2 separate regions of the Homo sapiens genome follow, and region 2 is linked to region 1. The links are chromatin loops, found by intact Hi-C in ENCODE. Cell type or tissue: GM12878. All regions are shown on one strand. Each heading gives the region's core, and the rest is flanking DNA. Links, peaks and the distances in the headings are about the cores only.

Region 1 (8,031 bases), core at 2,424-4,923:
TTTCACATGAATCTTCAAATCCAAACATTAAGAAATAAAAGAAAGGCTTGTATTTTCTTATAACTAAGCTGCAATCCCCACAAAACACAAAAATGTTTTCAAAGGTACATTACATGAAACTCCAAGAATATCAAGATAATTAGAGCTCTTAGGAAGGAAGCCCAAATAATTATCTCACTGATCTTTCAACACCTATCCAAGCTTCACCTTGAGTTCTGATGCGGTAACTCCTTATTTGTTATTCACATTGTTATGTGACATTTCTTCAGCCAGCAAGCCCACTACAGGATGAGTTCTACCTAGTAACTACCCTAAGGAGTAAATTTCTAACTCTTTAACAACACAGTAATTGACTTACACTAAAATGTTACTCACACTAGGAAAGGATATTCTTCGACCAGAGGAAGAGATGCCTCTCCTATACAGACTTTATTACCATCTCAGTGAAAACCAGGTTAAAAGCAAACCAATTTACAAAACTGCATTACCGAAATCACAACTCTAAGACTCAGTGAAGCCAAACATGTCTAAGGAAAGCAAATAAGCAAACTATTCTTGATGGAAGTTTTAAAAAGCACGATAGGATCTTTATCTCTTATAAATTGTTCATTATTCTATAGCAATGACTCTTAAGAAATTCTGTTGTCAGATTTATTTCCACAAATGTAAGTCTACCCTTGGTGAGGCAACTGGTTCTCTTGAAAAACTGCTGCCACAAGACAATTATCAGTTAAGCAACAGGTTTCATGTAGCAGGTAACAAAAGCTTTATCAGAGAACTCAGTGAGAGTGCACTACCACACATTTCATGTATTCCCAAGCAAAGAAAACTTAAAATGATATGAACTCATTTTCAATAAAAGTAGCTCAATTATCGAGGGAAGTAAGAAAACTCCAAAGTAAAAAAAGTACTACTAATGGTATCTGGTGAAGTCACCATCTTCTTTACACATTTCGTTAGTTCATTTAGACCTGGAGTTCTCATATATTTATGCCTGAGTGTTCTTCAGGATCCCTTTTACACTCTTAAAAATTATGAAGGACCCTAAAGGGTTGATATTTATGTGGCTTTGTCTATTGATATTTATCATACTGGAAAATAAACCTATGAAAAATTTAAAATATTTGATAATCCATTTAAATTTAATAAATTCACGTTAGTACAAATAACATTTTTATGAAAAATAAAATTGTCCAATAAAACATAAAAATTAGAAGAGTGGCATTGTTTTACATTTTGCTAATCTCCTTAATATCTGGCTTAATCCTAGCAGCTAGATCTCCTATCTGTTTACCCATTCAGTATATTGTGATTTTTTGTTGTTGTTGAAGCACAGGCAGAAAATCTGGCCCCACAGATTTATAATCGGAAAAGGAAGAAGTATTTGCTTTTTAAAGTAATTGTGGATAGTCTTCTTTGATACTACACCAAAACTCAATTAAGTGGTACTTTCTTAAAGGTTAGTTCAGTGTGAGTTTAAAACCATATCAATGAACTATGTGTAATCCGTTACATTAAAATCCATTGATCAATCTGGCATTTTGAACAGATCTCTTAGCTGTGTAGGATCCTGTAATATCACACATAGATCTTTTGGAAAATACTGAATTACTGAGATATTCAGATTTTCAAAATGTTGACACATTTCATAACATCGAAAATCATATTTATTTCATCATCCATCTCATCAGAAGACATTAATCATTGGGAAGCTGTCAAGCTCTTAGTGGCAAGTACAAGTTTTCCAAAACTAATTGTTGCTTGAAAGCTCAAATTTTATTTACTGGCAACCAATACTGTCAGTTTTCCTTGATATGACAGACTCACTGTTCGTTTAAGAAAAAAATAGTCTGCCAAATGCCCAAGGCTGAATCAAGTATAGTTTAATTATTTCAAGTATTCCATGAACAAAAGTAGCTGGCTCAGATCACAACATAATCACACAAGCACTTTGTCTTAAAACAACCATTTTAGTTTGCACCAGAAGTGCTTGGCATGTACTTTTCCATTTTGTCACACAGAATATCAAAAGTACATGTACTCAAGGGTCAAGATTTAATCATCATTTTTACTGCTTCATCAAGGATGACATTAAGTGGAAAAGTCTTTTTGAAAAATACAAGTGCATGGAAGTGAAGAATATAATGACTACTAATACAGTTTGTGCCTTGATTTCTGGTAAGGGACCAACAGTTTTTACTCACTATTGTTTCTGCAAAATCAGTGTAAATGTCAATACAGTAAAAAAGGCAAATGATGTCTTAGCATTACGATTAAAATATATTTAAGAACATCCTGAAAGGGTCTCAAGGACCCCCAGAGGTTTGCAGACCACACTTTGAAAATCACTGGTTTGGATGCAACCATAAATAAATTTAAGGACTCAATAAATGGGAAGAGATTAAGTTTGAAACAAACAATAGTAATGAATGGTCAAAGAATGACAGAAAATACAATTGAGTACTACTTCATTATTTGTTTATAAATTTTAAAAAGCAAGGGATGAGGAAGGGGGATAAAGTACATAAGGCTACACAGAAGTGTTCTGTCTTCTAGCTTTTCTTTCGTGACAGAAAGACTAAATTAGATAAACTGGAATTAGCCATAATAAAAAGAACATTGCATCTGATCCAGTGGAGCATAAGGAATTAAAAGACTGAATTTTTAATTCTTCCAAGGTGATACAGCTTCATACAGCTTCATGATTGAAATGGGGACTTGAATTAATAAAACTAGTTTTAAAAATGAAAACTGCCAGGCGCGGTGGCTCATGTCTGTAATCCCAGTACTTTGGGAGACTGAGGCACGTGGATCACTTGAGGTCAGGAGTTCGAAACCAGCCTGGCCAACATGGTGAAACCCTGTCTCTACTAAAAACACAAAAATTAGCTGGGCATGGTGGTGGATGCCTGTAATCCCAGCTACTCAGGAGGCTGAGGCAGGAGAATCGCTTGAACCCAGGAAGCTGAGGTTGCAGTGAGCAGAGATCGCACCGCTGCACTCCAGCCTGGGCAACAGAGTGAGACTCCATCACAAAAAAAAAAAAAAGAAAAGAAAAAACTATCTGGTTAAGCTATTCCCTTCACTGATTCAGTCTATGCTTCATTTTGCGGTAGATTTGTTACTAAAATGTTTCCTGAGCTCTAAACTATGGGATTACACCTGAAGGAAACATCATAGATAAAATATCACAGGAAATCTAATCAATCATCTCTTTTTTTCATCAGTGTTTTAGAAGAAAATAGAGAATACAGAAATTTGGGCATTACAATGATGGGTTGGAAGAGCAAGCAGAACCCACTCTTAGACCTCCAAAATGCTCTTATACACAGATCTAAAAATCCATGATTCTATGAAATGTAAGGAGGAACTGGAAATAAAAAGCTGGGAAGATTATCCATCTTTTTCACATGAAGAATTTAGTTGTGCATTTCTCTCTCAAAATATGAATCTTGAGTATATTTTTAATGAGTTATAAATTGTTTACAATGCAAATAGTTGTTCAAGCAAATATCTGTTAGATACATTCTCTGCTAATAATACCACTACAATTCCAATGTGCTATAGCTATTACTCTAACAACTCCCTTAATCACTATTACCAAATTTTTAAAATAATTTCTCACTTGGGCAGTGAGTGCAAAGTCACTATTCTGGGTCAAACCACCCACAGAGTATATCTTCAAATCAAATGCCTGGATTTGTTTCCCTGAATACATTACATGTTGCTGCCCAGGGAATTGGTTTTAGAAACATTACACCTGCCAGCTGACTTATCAGCAGGGCCCATAGAACTGACACCAACTTAAAGGCAAGAATCAGTCCAGAAACAGAAAAATATACTGCTACTGCCATCTGTGGTTTATGCTTGAATAGCTTCTCTGGTGTAAACAAATTGAAGGGTGTAGAGTTTACAATTAGAATCCAAAGGCCTCATCATTTAAAGACACTTTTTTAAAGTTAATTCTTAATGTAACGAATTGTATGGTTTATTTAGTATAAGACGTAAGAATCCGTGATTCTGTATTTGAGATTATATAATGCTGATGGAGAAACCACAAACTACCCTGAATGAAAACTACTCCATTGCATAACTTTATTTGTCCCAAACACACACTCCTTAAAGAAACTCAGAACACTTGAAGCCCTCCTGTGAATTTATAATTAGAATCATTTCTCTTTTGAAATCGTGACTGTCAATATTAAAACAGCCCCCGAAATTTTTAAAGCAAAAAAATTTTAGGAAATCCAGGAATTTTCTATTTAGACGTAAGAATTTGGCCAGTTTGCTTCTGTCAAGATAAAAATTTGGGAGTTCAATTATTCCTATAATTTTTTTAAGAACAAAAATTCCAAAATGCAAATGAAGTTTCAAAGTAGGCTATTTTCACAACGTATTTTCTCTCAGTTTGCTTTCTCAAATGACAACCACTGTAGCTTGGGGATCAAAAGATTTGGTGCAGCTGGGGGTGGGGAAAAAAGCAATTCAGCTCCCCAGCAGCCGGCTGAGGAAATCCTGGTCCGCTCCCAAACTAAATCACTGTTAATTAGAATTACCGGGTTACACTAGTAAAGTCTTATTTAAATAACTGTAACCACTGAAAAAACTCTGGGTTTTTTTGAGAAGCTTTTCTACAAAGGCTGCTGTTTAATAGCAGGTAACAAAGAATGAAGAACGAAATACCGTAGGAAATGTTTTATTCTTTCAAATGATGCTCTCCTCTTTTTCCTGTGGCTATTTCTCCGCCATACTGAAAAACAGGTTAGACATCTCACAGTGGTTTTCTTCTGATTTTCTATTACTTACTAAGGGTGTTACAGTCTAACACCCTTGTCTTTTTCTTAAAGACAAGCCATGTTGGAAAACAATCAATGAACAAAAGACTGGGCTGGATTCTAGAAATACTGTATATCAAAGTTACATCTAGAGACGTTTTTTAAATTTAAGCTCAGCTGAATCTGAAACTTAAGCTCTAAAAAGCTCAATACCCAAGAAAGAATTACCTGCTCAGTACCAAACCACTTTCTTGCTCATTTTTAATAATTCTGGTATTTCTGAACCCTAGTTATCGAAGGCATCCATAAACCCTTAAGAAATTACCTGAGCCAGGAAAAAACTTTAATTAAAAAGTTAAGGTTGATCTTAATGCAGAAGTGTGAAAAACATTTTCCTTCACAACTTAATTGGTTTTGGAAATGCTCTCAAAGTATTACAAAGAGTTGGGTATATCAGATCACTACTTATGTGGGCAGATTAGATAGCTACCTTCTGTTAAAAACTGTTTCAAGCACATTTATTCTTTATTGAAATACAAGCGTGTTTATCTGTTGATTCAGAACTTTGATTTTTCTAATTCTGACCTTTTTCCCACATGACTAGAATCTGTTTTTACACATGAAATAAGGCACTTTTACTGTCCTACTTAAAAAAAACAGACTGACCCAACAATGTAAAATTTACTCTAAAACACATCTTCTCAAGTGTCACTTTCAACTTAATTATTATGCATGGAAAAATACTGAACAGAAAAGTGTCATTAATTTGGCTATAAATCAAAAATAAACTTAAGAAGCAAAGATTATGACCAGCCCCAAAGATCTCGATGAATTTGCTGACAATGAAGTCTCCTAATGTGGGAGAATCTATCCTGGCTTTATGCAATTCTTAAGCTAGAAGTTGCCATCTGAACACAATTCATTAACAAACCAATTTTTCAACATAACCAATAAATAATATCTACCCAATTATAAAAATGAAGTGGTAAATCTTCCCACTAACACAAATGAAACACAGCTCCAAGCTCCAAAACATGCAAGCATCATTAGCAATTTAAAGCCAACTTGCACAACAAACACTAGGGGTGGTATAAGAAACTTCCTCTACCAATGTTACAGCAACAGTTGGCATTTCTACCTACCATCCTCTACTATTCTAAAATGTGGTATTTTAATCTAAACTCTATTTTCCACCTTTGCCCCAAAACCCTAGGAAAAAAGTAGGGAATGAGAAACCAGAAAATTCTAAATAAAATATGGAAATGCATGATTTGGACATATTTTTGGAAATTTACCAGCAGTTATTTTTTTCATTAGCTCCCCATCCAACTCCCTTTCATGTACTAACACATGTGCCTTGCATACACCTTTTTGCTACGGAAGTCAGAATGAATTATAGATTAGGAATCATGTCATCATATTTTGGTTACATGAATCAGAACTGCTGAATGATTTGGTGGCTTGTACACTGGAGACTGTAAATGTGGTCATCTCCCACCTCAGCTATGCAAAATCACCAGTGAATTTGCTCACTGTCGCCTTTCTTCTACCCTAGCCGTCTTTGGAGGTCACAGAAGCTACAAAAAAAGAAAAAAAAAAAAAAAAGAAAAACCTGCGTGCTGTATGTACTAAGAAACAACAGTACTACAGCATGTTTTTGGTTTTGTTTTTTTCTAATGGGAGTAGGAAAAAATTCTGGGGCAACTCAGAATTAACTTAATTTTTTAAATCACAGAACTGAAAAGTTAAATCATCATGGGAAATATTTGCCAATTTATTTTCCAGCATAAACATTTGGACGGCATGGTTATAGCAGAAGAAAAAGGCACCGTGCTATTCAGTGAACTTCTCCCCATTTCCTCTAAAGTGTAATTACATAAAATATGCTTTTAATTACTTATAATGGCTTATAACCTTCCTTTGCCTTCCTTTGCTTTAAATATTTAAAAGTATATTCCCTCATTCTCTTAAAATGAACAAATGCAATATTCAGCATACACTTCCTCAAATCATTCATCTTCCTTTGAAATCCCAAAAGGGAGCAGTCCTCTATTACAACTAAATGAGTTCATGTTTGTTATGAAAACCTACAAGCAACAACTGAAAATAGCGCAGTCAGCACAGGGAATTCCTGGAAGGATGATGGTGCATCAAAAGGCTAGAAAGAAACTCTGTTCTGACAGAATAAAAACCATTCAAAGGACTGTAAATTCAGCATCAATGGTGTTTCCGGTAGGAAAACATTTCTAAAATGCCACCTCCAGTTTATTTCTTCATGACAGAGACCAAAAGACCCCCTATCTGTATAGTTGTCTCTTGAAAATAGTTCATATAAAATAGAAATCAGTCACTAGGAGTAAAAAACAGATAATTCATTTCTTTTCTACTCAGAACAAGCAGTTTCATATATTTTTGGAGAAAAATATTAATTAGGAAGCAAAAAAGAAAAAATGTGCCCATTGTTCCATAGGCAAACTTAAAAAAATTTTTGGCAATTCTTCTGTGAGCATGTTAACTTCATAAGTGCTAATGAACATAAATTGTAAAACATTGCACAATGCTAGTTTTTACACTGAAAAATATCCCACAACGGTCTAGCGTCTAGTGTATTTTAAGCCCATCAAGCTGCCAAAAGTTCCCATTGTATTTTCAGCAAAAAGAAAACATCTGTACCACTAACTTAGACTAATGTAAAGCTTTAAAGCCACCTTAGTCTAAATGGATTGCTCGATAACATTCTTTCAAATGGTTCTGACCAATTGAGGAAATGAGACTATGAATGGGAAATCTGATTAAGAGTTAAAATTACCATTGAGTTCTTTAAAATGTACTAATGAATAATTAATAACAAATGCAGTTCTTAGGTTTCTCTTACAACACTATTATTCTCAAGTAGAATTGAAAGCAATATTGCAGTAAATATTGAATTGCAGTAAAATCCGTCATCTACATTATATGCACAGGTGGGTACAGGAAGTATTCACACATAGGAAGGCATCACAGAAATATACACGCTAATATGGGATATAAGATAGGTTGGGGTTTGGATTCAAAAAAATCAGCATGGGAAAATTTAGATCAGGATTTACAACACTCACAAATTAATACCAAACCAAATCTCCACACAAACTAGCTTAAAAAGTCAAAGGCATTAAAGAAATCCTTTGTTCCTATTATACTGTCTCCTTCTACCCTAACTGGATTCCAGCTTCCCCCTTTGTGACACGGAATTTTATTGATCTCAAACATGTTCACA
Region 2 (5,759 bases), core at 206-2,705, 350 kb before region 1:
CAGGTGGATCACTTGAGATCAGGCGTTCAAGACCAGCCTAGCCAACATGGTGAAACCACGTCTCTACTAAAAATACAAAAATTAGCTGGGCATTGTGGTGGGCGCCTGTAATCCCAGCTACTCAAGAGGCTGAGGCAGGGGAATCACTCGAACCTGGGAGGAGGAGGTTGCAGTGAGCCAAAATCATGCCACTGCACTCCAACCTGGGCAACAGAGAAAGACTCTGTCTAAAAAAAAAAAAAAAAATTGGCAATTTGGAGACAGACATGCACACAGGGAGAACCCCATATGAAGATGAAGGTAGACACTGGAGTGATGATCCTATGGGCCAAGGAATGCCAAAAGTTGCCATCAAACCACCAGAAGCTAGGCGCCAGGTCTGGAACAGTCTGCCTCACGGCTCTCAGAAGAAGCAACTTTGCAGACACCTTGCTTTGGACTTGCACCCTCCAGAATGGTGAGACAATAAATTTCTGGTGTTTCAGCCACCCAGATTGTGGTACTTTGTTATAACAGAGCTAGGAAACTCAGACACCTCCTGAGCTCACAGTCCAGGGGAGGAGAGGAAGTCTCAGAAAAGAAAGACTCCCAGCGCTGTGTGCCAACTGCCAGGCGGGGGAAGCATGGGAATGCGAGTGGGGGGCACACACTCTAGGGAAGCCTAGAGGCTCAGACGGTGTGGAGCCCATCGGGACGACAAGGCAAGAGGGTCAGGCACGTGGGCGAAGGCTTGAGATGTGCCAAAAACAAAACCAAACCGAAAACCCTGGACATGGTTTTTAGGAAACAGTCGTGAGGCTTCTGCAGTGGTACCTGCAGCCTCCGGGGGGTGGTGGTGGGTGCCTGAGTCCCGCCGTAGGGTCTCAGTGGGAGCTAGGAAGCCAGGGCCCAGCCAGGCGTGGTGGCTCATGCCTGTAATCCCAGCACTTTGGGAGGCCCAGGCAGGCAGATCACTCGAGGTCAGGTGTTCAAGACTAGCGTGGCCAGCATGGTGAAACCCCGTCTCTACTAAAAATACAAAAGTTAGCTGGGTGTGGTGGCGCCCGCTTGTAATCTCAGCTACTTGGGAGGCTGAGGTGGGAGGATTGCTTGAACCTGGGAGGCGGAGGTTGCAGTGAGCTGAGATCACACCACTGCACTCCAGCCTGGGCAACAAAGCCAGAGTCTGTTTCAAAAAAAAAAAAAAAGAGAAGCCAGGGCCCCGGGCACAGCACAGAGAGCTAGGAAAGCCGTTGTAGAAATGATCTGTGACCTCGATTTGCTTGAGGGAACTTTCTCTTCCTACCTGGGTTTCTTTGGTATCTTTGATTTTTCACACCCAGACTGGGCTGAGGAGGGGACATTGTTTCCTCTTACAGCCTCTGGAGGTGGCCCCGCAGAGGCACTCAGAGCCCAGCAGAGGGCGACCAAGAGCCTCCAGGCGGCCTGGACATAAAGCAAGGGAGTCAGCCGGGCGGGGATGGGGGCAGCCGGGCAGGGATGGGGGCAGCCTCTGCACCTCCAGGCATGTGGAGGGCAACCCTAGATCCCTAGCACTCAGAGATCCCCACTCGGCCTCCCTGCCCAGCATGGCTGCTGCCCCCTGGGACTGCAGCCCAGCCCAGCTGGCCCTCCCCTGGGCCTGGACACAGTCCCACTTCATCCCTGGCAGTGCTACCAACCCCAACTCACCAGTGAAGCCACCACTTCTGCTGTGGATTTGGCTGGGTGACCTCAGGAGAGCCATCAGGCTCTCTGTGCCTCAGTTCCCAAATAACACAGTAACAACCAACAGTCCCTGAGAGCACTCAACATCCTGGGCTTGGACCCAGCCATTCTGTGTGCAGGATCTCATGATCACCCTGGACACCTAGAATGTGCCAGGCAGTAGGAAAGCACAATCAAGAGACAGACACAGAGCCTGTCCTCAGGGAGCTGGCAGTCCCCAGGGACCAGGCATCATGGCCCCACTTTATAGATGAGGCAACCAAGGCCCGGAGAGGTGAAGTCACTAGCTCAAGGTCATACCGCTGATATGACTTGAGAGTCAAACCACACCCCTCCCAGCCACAGACCACACACAGCACCACTTCCCCCACCCCTGACAATAAGGGCCCAACTGGAACCCGAGTTCCAACCGGAACCCAAGTTCCCTCGTATTCTGCCAGCACACAGGTGGGGTTTCCTCCTCCAGGACTCAGGCCAGCTCAGCTACTTGCCAGCTGCAGGACCTTAGGCTGGTGTCTTGACCTCTCCGAAGTTCAGTTTCCTCATCTGTAAAATGACAGACTGTTGCAGTGCTTATCCTGCCCCACACGCATCGAATAAGAACACGCATCGTAAACTATACAACACTTCATGTATTCATTATTTATTAAACCCTTCCTTGGTGCCAAGCTTGGTGCCAACCCTGTGCTAGATGACAGCCTTGGGGGCATTGGTCTGGCGTCTAGGCCTCCAGTTCACTGTGCTAAGTGCCCTAAAGGACACGAGCCAGAGCACAGCCAGGGAAAGAGCTTCCAAGTCTGCCTGAGGCTGCAGGTGGGCACCCAGAGGACAAGAGTTAGCATCAAGACCAGGGGACGAGGGTGCATCTCATGCTGCCGAGAGCTCAGCTGTGCGTGGCCCTGGCATCACCCTGGATTTTCCAAGAGCCCAATAAGCAGCACCCCCCACCCCACCCACCCTGCAGGCTGCCCAGGAACCCAGCATGGGACAGGCCCTCAAAGGCCCACCTGCATCCTCTGTCACGGTAAACACATCTGAGGGTGCACCCTTCAAGGAGACTTGGCCATCTTCCTCTTGCAGGGAAAGCAGCCCATGATGCTCCTGGTTGCTATGGCAACTGGGCCCTTGTTTTTCCTTCTTCATAAATAAGCTATAAATAGACAGGGCAGACCTGGGCGCCTTCCTTTGCATAAATTACAGCAGCTGCTCCAGGCTCCAGGGCCCCTGGCACAGCACCCAGGTGCCAAGCCTCGCTGCATGGGCCACAGAAACACAGCTCCCATGGGAGGGGCGCAGCACGGCACAGGGCAGCATCTCAAAGTGTGGATTCCTACCACCCATCCAGACTCTATTGGGGTGCTGAGCAGATTTTGGGGCCCACCTGAGACCTCCAGAATCCCCACCACTGTGAGCAAGGCCTGGGACGGCTGGGCCCTGAGTTTGCCAACTCCAGCTGCTGGAGAGCAGGAGGGGGCATCCCTCCCTTCTTCGTATCCAGGGGCTGTTCAAGTCACAGTGAAATCATGAGAATACTCCGCACTTCCTCAGTGGGTTCCAACAACCAAACACTCTCCCCACCTGGTTTAATCATCATGTTTAACATCTATTTACTGAATCCTTTCTCTATGCCAGGTGCTACGGTAATCACCTTCCATGCCACAACCCAATTCATTCATCAAAACACCATCTGAGGTTTCCAGCTTACAGGTAGGGGACTCTCCACTTGGAGACAGGAGTTGTAACACAAGGTCACGCAGTTGGTCAGCAAGAGAACTGGAATTTGAACCCAAGCCTGTCCTGGTTAAAGCTCATGTTCTTAATCCCAGCCTCTCCTTTTAGCATACCTGATTCTCTTAATAATTTCCGAGGGAGGGAACAGCAGGTGGGATCCTTTAAGGGGGAAGGAACAGAAAAAGGAGCTGAGACTCAGAAGGACCAGGGCCCGACCCACAGCTTCACAGGGAGGACAGTCAAGGCTGAGACTTGGGTCTGTGGAAGGCAGGCTGCAGAGAGTGGAATTACTTTCCCTAAAGAGGGGAAGATTCGGGGAGACACAATTGCCTGGAGGGCCTGGGCAGACTTCTTGGAGGAAGTGAAGCTGTAACAGAGTCTTGGAGAATGGCAGTGGAGAGAAGGAAAAAAGCATTCGAGACAGAGAGAGCAGATAAAGCATTCAAGAAAAAAGCATTCAAGACAGAGAGAGCAGATAAAGCATTCAAGAAAAAAGCATTCAAGACAGAGAGATAAAGGCTCGGAGGTGTGGTAGCGCCATCCGGCTGGCAGGATAGCAGGCAGATCAGTCCGGTTATGGGCCAGGGGCAATGTGGCCAGCTGGCCAGGCCCCAGTTAAGAAGGGCCTTGTAGAGGCCAGGCGTGGTGGCTCATGCCTGTAATCCCAGCACTTTGGGAAGCTGAGGCGGGCAGATCACCTGAGGTCAGGAGTTCAAGACCAGCCTGGCTAACATGGTGAAACCCTGTCTCTACGAAAAATACCAAAAAAATTAGCCGGGCTTGGTGGTGCACATCTGTAATCTCAGCTACTTGGGAGGCTCAGGCATGAGAATCACTTGAACCCAGGAAGTGGAGGTTGCAGTGAGCCAAGATTTCACCACTGCACTCCAGTCTGGGCGACCGAGTGACACTGTCTCAAAACAAAAAGAAGAAAATCCTTGCAGGCTGGCTCAGAAGCCTGGGCCTATCGCAAGGACATTGGGAAGCCATCAGTTTTTTTTTTTTTTTTGAGATGGAGTCTTGCTCTGTCACCCAGGCTGAAGTGCAGTAGTGGGATCTCTGCTCACTGCAGCCTCCGCCTCCAGGGTTCAAGCAACCCTCCTGCCTCAGCCTCCCAAGTAGCCAGGATTATAGGTGTGCACCACCACACCCAGCTGATTTTTGTATTTTTATAGAGATGGGGTTTCACCATGTTGGCCAGGCTGGCCTTGAACTCCTGACCTCAAGCGATCCACCCACCTTGGCCTCCCAAAGTGCTGGGATTAGAGGCGTGAGCCACCACCCCAGCCTCCATGGAATGCTTTTGAGCAGAGAATCAACATGACCTCTAGAGAAAACGGGTTTCCTGCTTGACGTGGGGGTTTGAACAGGGCTCATCACCCGGGACAAGGTATTCTGAAGGCTGCTGAACCACGGGTGCTTTCTCCATCAAATCTTGCAGGATCCATCTCTGAATGTGTCTCCCGGACCCAGACACATCCAGCCCCATTATCTTCTCCATGCTTCAGACCTGCCTCGCCCTAGGTAAATGCTGCTCCATTCATTCACTCATTCATTCACTCCTTCAGATGTTCCTTACATAAACTCCAATCCTGTGTCTGGTACCATGCGACGCACAAGAAAACAAAGACTCTGCCCTCAAGAGAAATGGATACAGAAATAAATAAGCAAGTAAAAGGATCAGAAGGTTCTGATAGAGACTGTGTGGATTACAGAGATTCCAAGGAGAGAAAAAGTCAACTCCCCCAGGGGAGGAACAGCAGCAGCAAATGCTCTGAGGAAAACAGGAGACTGTAAACAGGACGCAGAAGAGGAGCAGGGGTTGGCTAGCTGGGGTTGCAGCGAGAAGAGAGTGGGCAATTCCAGAAGGAGGGGACAGTGTGAGCAGATCCGTGGAGGCGGGAAACAGCTGGGCTTGTTGGAGAACAGAAGATGAGAGGAGTAAGAGGGCGTGGGCAGCTGGAAACCGGGCATCCCAGAGTAGGAGGCAGGGGACAGAGGCTGACACATCACAGTGTGTGAAAACCACTCCGGCAGCCCGTGGGAGGACGGATGGACAGGGAGAGAATGAAAGTGGGAGAGCAGGGGCGGTGGGGGTGCTCCGGCCACAGATCAGGGAGGAGAGGAAGGTAGCCTGAAGTAGGGTGGTGACAGTGAGAACAGCGAGAGGGAACAGTCACTGGAGATATGACAGAGGCCAGATAGACAGCACATGGTTGAAGTTTGGATGTTGAGGAGAGGTAAAAGGAGGAGTCGACGTTGTTCTCCGGGTTATCTGACTTTGGTAGCAGGAAGGTCCACGTGGGTGCCTTGGGGACACG

Evidence for each region. Peaks named below come from ENCODE experiments on the same cell type or tissue, not always from the same donor. Only the 100,000 strongest peaks of a DNase experiment are listed, where the experiment ranks them.
Region 2: a loop joins it to region 1, with 4 times the contacts of the local background. A loop is called at or near these places in 11 of 110 quality-filtered maps.

What each region holds. Positions count from the first base shown.
Region 1 is chr9:124,761,150-124,769,180 of GRCh38, forward strand. All of the region lies in intron 1 of NR6A1 (nuclear receptor subfamily 6 group A member 1), which reads right to left. LOC124900274 (a long non-coding RNA gene) reads right to left here. Exons shown (of 2, transcript XR_007061773.1): 1 at 1-8,031. Among named protein-coding and RNA genes, the nearest start is that of NR6A1, 6.1 kb to the right of the region's middle. RefSeq lists an enhancer at 1-487. In GM12878, for the core only: a CTCF peak has its summit at 3,854; no DNase peak of the experiment used is centred there; H3K27ac peaks cover 1,169 bases.
Region 2 is chr9:124,418,335-124,424,093 of GRCh38, forward strand. No RefSeq gene overlaps it. Among named protein-coding and RNA genes, the nearest start is that of PSMB7, 5.8 kb to the left of the region's middle. In GM12878, for the core only: a CTCF peak has its summit at 1,389 (motif pointing right); a DNase peak (open chromatin) is centred at 1,327.